2 separate regions of the Homo sapiens genome follow, and region 1 is linked to region 2. The links are chromatin contacts, found by Hi-C in ENCODE. All regions are on one chromosome and are shown on one strand. Each heading gives the region's core, a stretch centred on a gene start or an enhancer-like site at or near the end of the contact. The rest is flanking DNA. Distances are from core to core; before and after follow the strand shown.

The links. A loop is a pair of places that touch in the nucleus more often than their neighbours do. Pooled maps may share reads with other maps.
Region 1: a map of chondrocyte shows a loop between it and region 2 (3-fold over the local background). The contact joins the promoter of MYO1B here to the enhancer-like site in region 2. A Hi-C loop is called at or near these places in 2 of 168 maps with a recorded cell type or tissue (chondrocyte and naive thymus-derived CD4-positive, alpha-beta T cell), 2 of 37 single-sample maps with no recorded cell type and 13 of 50 pooled maps.

Annotation. Positions count from the first base shown.
Region 1 is chr2:191,243,996-191,248,733 of GRCh38, forward strand. MYO1B (myosin IB) reads left to right here and starts at 1,409. Exons shown (of 31, transcript NM_001130158.3): 1 at 1,409-1,631. It overlaps MYO1B-AS1 (MYO1B antisense RNA 1), which reads right to left and starts at 2,180. Exons shown (of 4, transcript NR_186085.1): 1 at 1,924-2,180; 2 at 1-78. RefSeq lists enhancers at 1,295-1,917, 3,420-4,213 and a silencer at 1,330-1,719.
Region 2 is chr2:191,054,631-191,059,363 of GRCh38, forward strand. STAT4 (signal transducer and activator of transcription 4) reads right to left here. Exons shown (of 24, transcript NM_003151.4): 11 at 4,080-4,139; 12 at 3,572-3,589; 13 at 3,388-3,481. Among named protein-coding and RNA genes, the nearest start is that of STAT4-AS1, 35 kb to the left of the region's middle. Within about 2 kb of position 1,786, at least 2 of the 41 ENCODE cell types and tissues checked have a DNase peak (open chromatin) inside an H3K27ac peak, as active enhancers do.

The DNA of each region.
Region 1 (4,738 bases), core at 159-2,658, 190 kb after region 2:
TCCACTCTCTAATGGGAGTCTTCAAACCACCATAGCCATGTATTCCCTGAAGACCTCTCTGTCCTTGGCTTTGCTGGTCTGTAAAACAAGGATAATGAGAGAAACTTACCTCAGAGCTTTTTGTGAGGATTAAACAAAGAACAGTCCCTGGTACCCAGTATGTGTTAGTTTCGCCCATTATCACACCACTTGTACATCTGAAGTGATGCTGATGGTGACATCAATGATGAGACAGTTCCCAGCAGATATAGTCTGTGAAGGTCCCACCTTTCCAAACTCTACTAGTGGCATTTAACAAATCCCAGCGCCTGTGGTTCTTATGCCAGTGGGAACAGTTACTATATATGGTCTGAATTCTTTGGTTCACCTCACTTTAGTGACAGTTTCCAGATACAGGTCAGTCCATTTAAACCTGGCCCATTTATGGCAATTTATTTCATTATAGGATAAAGTAGTTAGAACCATGAGTAATAATTACTGTGTCTACAGTGCTTTTAACACCTCAGCCAAGTAATCCTCATCTCACCCAGTGAGTAAGTTTGAATGCGCACCCTTCCCTGTGCGAGGATGAAGAAACCAGGACCTGGGTCAAGAGGATTGTTCTAAATTCTCCAATGAGGCAATAGGGCTTGAGTGAGAAGGTGTGTGTGTGTGTGTAGGGGGGGTGTCCTGATTCTCTGGCCCCTACATGCCTGTATAATATACCCCATCACTGATCATTACTCAGGACCTGTTAATACACTCTATTCAAATACGTATGGGTATTTGAAATTTCTTTTAAACTACCTCTCATGTATTTATAACACAAAGAATTGGCCAGTGTCTATTTCCCACAATGTGAGATTAAGTAATTTAAAAGATACTAAAAGTCTTGTAAATGAAGACACACCACACCACTCAGTATAATTTTTTTCTTTTTCTGTGAAACTAATATTTTCTGATATTCTCGGCATCCAAAAATTTTCATCTTGGGGAGGAGGAAAAATTGAGACTTACTCCCACTGTTTGCCGGAATGTGACCCCAGGCTGGCTTCGAGTTGTCAAATGTTGTATTTCTCATTTTATGTCAGTGAGTCTGGAAGCAAAAAAGGTAGAAAGACTGCCTTCCGTGGGGGCCGCGACGATCGCCCCTCCTTCCCTCAAGCCTCGTCCCATCCAGGCTCGCCCCGGGTGCGGAGGGTCGGGCCGCAAACCCGCAAGGCGCGGAGGCCGCCGCGACGCTCACCGGGGGGCGCTGTGAAGCCGGCACCGGGCGGACAGAGGTGAGTCGGCTCGGAGGCGGTGGCTCCCGTTCCTGCCCGCGCGCCGAGGGGCGAATCCCAGGCAGCGAGGTCGCCGCCCCCGCCCCTCGGCCGGCCCCTCCGCCAGCGGGCGAGAGGGGAGTGGCCGGGCTCCTCCCGCCGCCGCTGAGCACTCCGCAGCTGGGTGCGCACGGGAGCCTCAACCGCGGCGCGTGGAGGCAGTACCAGAGCGCGCGGCGCGCAGTCGGCCGGCAGCCGCGGGACAGCCTTGGCAGAACAGCCGCGGCGGGAGCCCCGCAGCCCCGGGCTGGGCCCGCGTCCCGGAGCGCCACCGGAGAGCGAGGACGACGTGGAGGCGGAGTGGCGCCCGGCGAGGTAGCGCCAGGCGAGGTAGCGCGAGCGCTTTCTCTCTCTCTCCCCTGCCCTTCCCTCTGCGTCCGTCGTCGGCCCCCGAGGCGCCTGCTCCGCGCCTTTGTGCCCGCGGTCCCTGGCCCCGTCGCACCCTGCGGGCGGGGGTCAGCGGGCTCTGCCGCTCTCTTGGGAGACGCGGCGCTGCGGCGGGAACGGCGCACGCTGTAGGTTGCGGAGGGTGGTCGTGACTCCGCAGTGGCTTCGGGGGTGGCGGGAGGGAAGAAGGGCTTGTAAACTAAGTTGCTCTTACTTTGCCCCATGCCTCTCGTACCTGTGGGCAGAGTCGAATCTCGGCTGTCCTCGTGTTCACCCACAGCCCCTCCATTCCTCTGGCCCACAGCTGTTTCCTGGCCCCCTGGAAAGACACGGTGTGGCTTCCTCCGGGCAGGAAAGCGGAGGGAGAACAATGGGGCGTCCTGGGGAGTGGGGTTCAGGTGCGGTGTGCCCCGGCGGCGGCGGGGGAGGAGGGGCCCGGGACGCTGTGGGCCTCCCTGCGCGTGCAGCTGCGCTCGCCTCCTTTGTTCCGCCGCAGCGGAGGGGGTTGCCCTGGGTCTCGTTTCCTGCCCGGGATGGGATTGATTCACGGTCCCAGAGAGGGAAGGGGAAGGGGGCGGGGCTGGAATGGAAACCAGATTAGAGACGGGAGCTACGAAGGGTGGTGGGGCCGGGAAGAGAGTTGGGGAGAGGGTTGGGAGAGGGTGATGAGAGCGCGCTGGAGAGGTAACTACAAACACACAACATTTTGTTCAAGGGCCATGTGAGTTTCTAGAGCTTATTTGTAGTGCTTTGTTCAGGCTTCGGCCCAGCGTTTATTGCTGCAACAAGTTGTGTGCTTCTTGAGTTTCTAGGCGTTCCCAATGTTAGATTGCTCAAAGCAAATCTTCTTAGTTACAGTGAAAGAAGCCCCCCCCCCTTTTTTTTTGAGATTTGAAAAAATTTTGCTATGAACTATGGTATTGGTGTGTATGTGTGTGCCTCTGGGTCTGTGTGTGTAGCTAGTGGATATTGGCTGGAATGGGTAGGAGACAAATTTTATAGAATCAATTTTGACGTAAAATTGTTTTATAGTATAATATAGTACAACAGTTTTCCAGGACTGTTTGAGGGCAGAAACCACCAGAAAATTAGACATTGCTATAAATAAATGAATCAGACTATGTAACACAATTGAAAAACCCTTTTACAGTCTGTCCCAGGAAACACACCACACACACCAGCGTTTGGGGTTTGAACTGAGGAGCCCTGGCATTGAAGTGTTCTGTGCTTTCACTCTCTGTGTGAGGATCGTTTAGAGGTGGTAGAATTAAATGTAATGTGTCAGACATTTGTTAAGTGACCTTTCCTAGATTGGAATCGAGACTCGCCAAAGGATTGGCTGACCTAGGGAGGGAGCTATGGGGGATTGAATGATGTGTGTTTTTTGAATGGGGTATTCCAAGCAAAACTGTTTTGGGAGGAGGCTGACATTTCCAGGCATTCATGGTTTGTGCCTGTGGGACACTGGTGGGAGGATTCCCAAAGTCGGACTGAAGGTTAGCATTACTGTGGTGATAATTTAGGAGACATTCTGTTGTAGTAGTCTGGCTGCAGACAGGGCTGGGAAGTGGCCCAGAGCTGCCTCTTTGACAAGCTGAGGGTCCGCCATTAAACCACCCCTTTGGCCATTTATTTTGAGATGAACCAAGTTTGAAAGCCTCTTAACCTTAGAAGGCTAATTAGGAGCTTGCTGTGGGGGAAAAAAATATCTCCTGCCCACTAAGTGGTAATGGAAAAGAGCTGTATAAGCTACTGCTGAGGGTTTGTCTTTTTCGTGGGGGATGTGGTCAAATTTTCAGGCCAGGCTGAAAAGCACTGGGAGTTGTCCTCAGGAGCCATTATGATGTGAAGTTGAAATGGGATGGTGTCCAACTGTCAAGCTGTTTGTCATTAGAACTAACACACTGCCTGGCAAAACGTTGTGCTAGGGCAGCTAACAGAGGGAGACTTTTTGTTGTTGTTGTCTTACCATTTTGGACTTTTCACTTATGCTGTGAATTGTTTTATAAAATACAACACGATTGAATTCCTCTCAAGTACTCATTGTTCTATACATTAACAAAATGTAAAGCATCTGAACATTGCTGCTACTGGAGATGTGGACAGATAGCAGAATCCTAAGTGGCTGGTCTCTGGTCTCTGGCCTCTGGCCGTTCTGGTGGATGCCTGATTGTGTGATAAGGCTGGCAACAGGCTGTATCCCCTTCCCAGGATGAATCATCACTTTGTCAAGCCTGGAGTTAAAGACTAACTTACCCTGATTGCTGCACAGTTATGCAAAGCAAGGAGGAACGTCTGACATCATGGGGAAGAAGAGGGAGTGAGGTGAGTGGGTGGTGTTTGGCTAAGAAGGGATCTTCAGCATGTAGCATCCATGTTTTTAGCATTTGTCCTCCTTTGGGTAAGATTGTCTTCTACCTCCCTTCTACTGTTTTCAATAGCTGAACATTTGGATTTTAATTAAATAGCCTAACAATAATTATAGCTATCATTTAGTATGTGTTCATTACATGCCAAGAATTTTACATACATTACTATATTCATCATCACAACAACTTGATAAAGTGGGTGTTATCTTCATTTTCCAGTGGAAACTGAGGCCTGGAGGAGTTAAGTAACTTGCCCCTTACACCGTACAGATGCTCCTAGATTTACAATGGGGTTATGTCCTGATAAACCCATCATAAGTTGAAAATATTGTAAGTTGAAAATGCATTTAATACACTTAATCTACCGAACCTTAAATGTGTCCAGAACAGTCACATTAGCCTACAGTTGGGCAAAATCGTCTGGTAACACAGTCCACTGTAGAGTATTGGTTGTTCATCCTTGTGATGGTGTAGCTGACTGGGAGCTGCGGCTCGCTGCCACTGCCCAGCATTGTGATGGGGTATCGTACTACATGTGGCTAGCCCCAGAAAACATCACAATTCAAAATTCTAAGTATGATTTCCACTGAATGCCTATCATTTTTGCACCATTATAGAGTAAAAAAATCCTAAGTTGAACCATTGTAAATTGAGGACCCTCTGTGCTTGTGTAGCTAACTA
Region 2 (4,733 bases), core at 536-3,035:
TTTGACTTCTAGAACAGCAACATATTTTCAAACTCATTGAAACCTGACACAACTGCCCAGATTTGACAGAGAGGAGTTTCCTGTCTCACCCCATGGGATGCCACTTTAGAAACTTGGAGTTGGCATATCACTAAGACTTTAGCTTTCAGTCAACATTTTCGAAAAAGGAAATCATGCTGGGAACTTTCAGAATCTATACAGCACTCCTTGGCGCCTGGAAAGCATCATTTTAGCTAAGCTGTAGGTGATGATTCCCAATCCCTGAGAAACCAAGTCTAACGAAGACTAGAAAAATAAACTACAGGGCAGTGTGTACCATATAGCATAGTAAGCTATTAAATGACATTACAGGGGAAGAAGACTTACTGACACAAAATAAATGTGCATTGATGTAGATTACTGAATGAAAAAAAGAGGCAGAAAACAAATTTTATAGTGTGTATTATTTGATCCCACTTTTAAAATACATATATAATTATTTTAGAAAAAAGAATGAAATTATAAAAATGAAGAAGTTAATAGCGTTGCAAAGTGGTGGAATTATAGGTGACAATTTTTAAAATTTTTCTTTTTTTTCTTTTTTTTTGAGATGGAGTCTGGTTCTGTCACCCAGGCTGGAGTGCAGTGGCACAATCTCGGCTCACTGCAAGCTCCACCTCCAGGGTTCATGCCATTTTCCTGCCTCAGCCTCCAGAGTATCTGGGACTACAGGCGCCCACCACCAAGCCTGGCTAATTTTTTTTTTTTTTTTTTTTTTTTTTTGTATTTTTAGTAGAGACGGGGTTTCACTGTGTTAGCCAGGATGGTCTCGATCTCCTGACTTCGTGATCCACCCGCCTCGGCCTCCCAAAGTGCTGGGATTACAGGCGTGAGCCACTGCGCCAGGCTAATTTTCTGTATTTTTAGTAGAGACGGGATTTCACCGTGTTAGCCAGGATGCTCTTGATCTCTTGACCCTGTGATCCACCCTCCTCGGCCTCCCAAAGTGTTGGGATTACAGGCGTGAGCCACCACGCCCAGCTGATTTTTATTTTCTATATTTATTTTTGTATTAAAAAGCAAAGTTATTATGCAGAAGATAACCAATGTGAAAACGCTTTGCAAGAGCAAAAGACCACTGTAAAAACTGAGGTTTTGTTATTTTATATATTGTACCTGCTGAAATAAAGACCTAACTGATTTTTGGTGTGTTCCTTGTTCTTCCTTTTCCATGTGACTTTTTTGGGAGACAGACATTTCTAAGTTAAGGGCTCTTCCTACTTTACTTATTACTAAACATGGCCCCTTGTTGAAAGTTCCTGGATGGTAGGAATTGAGCCTAACAAAAAAGAGTGCTAGTTACAAGGATGTTTATAATACATTATTCTTTATTACATTTTATTTATTTGGCAGTTTATTTGACAGGAAGGATTAAAAACAAAACAAAACATACTCCTCAATACTAAAAACCAAACATTTTATCTTTTAGAAAGTAGACATTTTATCTTTTAGAAACATTTTATCTTTTAGAAAGTAGACTTTTATCATTTTAACATTTTATCTTTTAGAAAGTAGACTTTTTGAGGCAGATTCAGTGGCGCCCAAACATTCAGTGAGGCAATTGCTAAATGTTAATAAGCAGAAGGAGTAACATGGTTTCTGGCGAGAAAAATAGTAGGGTCTTTGGGAATCTTAAGAATTATGCAGAATTAGAAAGAAGGCAGAAAGAGAACTCTAGGTCAAGAGGAAGTGGTAAAAGCAAGAAGCAACAGGATGAGGCTGGGTCAGAGCTTTCTAGACATGACAAGGTGAACTGTGTACAGCAGCTATACCAAGGAACATCCTATTTCCCCAAGCTAGCCTCCTAAAATGAAAGCGCTTTTAGCCAGACATGGTTTTGGAGATGTAAAAATGAAACCAGGAATGCCTATCCATTATTGCATGTGTGTATGTGTGTGTGTGTGCCTTTGTACTTCTGTATTTATATATCATAGTTGTACATATTTTTGTGGTACATGTGATATTTTGATACATGTATACAGTGTGTAATGATCAAATTTGGGTAATTGAGATATCTGTAACCTATCTTTTCTTTGTGGTAGGATCATTACAATTCTTCTCTTCCTGCTATTTAAAAATATACAATAAATTATTGTTCCCTTCTACACTATTTTTTTTTTTTTTTTTTTTGGAGACTGAGTCTTGCTCTGTCACACAGGCTGGAATGCAGTGGTGCTATCTCAGCTCACTGCAAACTCCGCCTCCCGGGTTCAAGCGATTCTCCTCCCTCAGCCTCCTGAGTAGCTGGGATTACAGGCAGTTGCCACCATGCCGGGCTACTATTTGTATTTTTAGTAGAGACGAGGTTTCACCATGTTGGCCAGGCTGGTCTCGAATTCCTGACCTCAGGTGATCTGCCTGCCTCAGCCTCCCAAAGTGCTGGGATTAGAGGCGTGAGCCACCGTGCCCGGCCCCTTCTACGCTACTGAATATCAGAATTTATTCCTTTTATCTAACTGTATCTTTGTATCCATTAACCAACTTTCTCTTATCCCCCTGCCCTGCTTCCTTTCCTAGCCTCTGGTAACTACCATTCGACTGTCTGCCTCTAAGAGATCTACTTTTTTAGTTCCCACATGAGTGAGAACATGAAATATTTATCTTTCTGTGCCTGGCTTATTTCATTTAACATAATGACCTCCAATTCCATCCATGTTGCTGCGTATGACACAATTTCATTCTTTCAATGGCTGAATAATATATTCCATTGTGTAACACCTCTCCATTTTAAGACAGATTATCTTTGTAATTATCAGCAAAATATACTGACCAACTACTATGTATACTTAGGTACTATGTCTTCATTGTTTAGAACTCAGACCTTCTGAGTCAAGGTTCAGTGCTCTTTCTACCATTTTAATTCTTCACTGATGGCATGTTTTATTTCTCAGCATGGTTCCTAATTTCTTTTCTTTTTTTTTTTTTTCTTTTTCTTTTTTTTTTTTTTGAGATGCAGTCTCGCATTGTGGCCTGGGCTGGAGTGCACTGGCACGATCTCAGCTCACTGCAACCTCCGTCTGCCGGGTTCAAGTGATTCTCCTGCCTCAGCCTCCAGAATAGCTGGGATTACAGGCGCCTGCCACCATGCCTGGCTAATTTTTTGTATTTTTAGTATAGACGGGGTTTCACTATGTTGGGCAGGCTGGTCTTGAACTCCTGACCTTGTGATCCACCCACCTTGGCCTCCCAAAATGCTGGGATTACAGACATGAGCCACCGTGCCCGGCCGGTTCCTAATTTCAAATAAGAAATATTTAAGCACAAAACATACTGAATTATAAGGCGTATTAGTAAAGATGTCTGATTTTGGGGAAAAAAAAGCCTGTTTAACTTTACTGCCAAACTTACCAAATGTCGAAATTCTACTGAGAGACTCCCATTGGAAGATTCTTCAATAGACATGGCTTTGACATTAGTTCCACAAAGTACAAATCTTCGGTTGCTGGAGAGGAAATCTTAGCTATTTACATGGTCTCAGGTAAAATAAATTTACAAGAGCAGCAACAAAGTTTCCACAAAGTAAATGTCTTACCTTAGAGTTGAAACATTCCTGTAAAACCAAGAAGATTCTTTAAAACAAGCTATTTAATAGATCTAGGAATAACTTTCTATGATAGTTTATTTTATTTATTTATTTATTTATTTTGAGACAGAGTCTCGCTCTGTCGTCCAGGCTGGAGTGCAGTGGTGCAATCTTGGCTCACTACAACCTCTGCCCCCTGGGTTCAAGCGATTCTCCTGCCTCAGCCTCCTGAGTAGCTGGGATTACAGGCATGAGCCGCCGCACCCGGTCTCTATGATACTTTAAAGGATAGTATATAAAATTGATTTCAAGTTTTTATAGTAAAATTTTAAATTTAGGATACCATTGAATTTTGTTAAATGTTTGAACTTCAAAGTCAAATATTTGAAGTACATTCATTATATAATGTTAGATAAGTAAATTTAAAAGTTCAAAATTATTCTATAAAATAAAGGCCATTCATTTTTAAAAGTCTTACATTTGGAATTGTAATTCAAAACGAAATTAGAAAACTTACTTGTCAATTGATGCCTTAACCTTTACCTGATAGTTTAGTTCTGGCAATTTTATTAGTAGCCTGGAAAGAGATATCAATAAAAAAAATCAAAGATAAAAATTAAAAGTGTTTAAAAACCCTTTTTTATATTTAAACATTTAAATATACTATGAAATATGCATATAAATAAACCTTACATTATCTACAGTTATATGTTAGTGTGTTTTAAAAATGTATAATGCCTCTTTAGTTTGCCATGTAACTAATGTTGACATCAGTCACTTAATAGCATTATTGGCAAACATTTGGAAGTGTTTCCATATTGCTTCAGTTGATGTTTGCTGGATAATACGTTGGCCAGGTCAGAAAAAAAAAAGCTATATATTTTGGCTAAAGCTCAAATGTGGGTTAAATGTACAGATATAAAAAAATTCTTATATGGCTTCATTTTATCCTCATATTACAAAAAAGCACTTTGTGAGCTTTAATGATAAGTGTTTTATGGTGAACATACTAAGACAGAACTGTAGTAAAATATGGAAAATCCCAACTTGAATACATTTGAAACACTTTCAAAACACTATATTTAAGTAACAGCAAAAACGTTCATTAAAAAAACAAACTTCAAATGAACAAGTAATTGAAGTTCAGTATAAAAATTCCTTTAATTCCTTC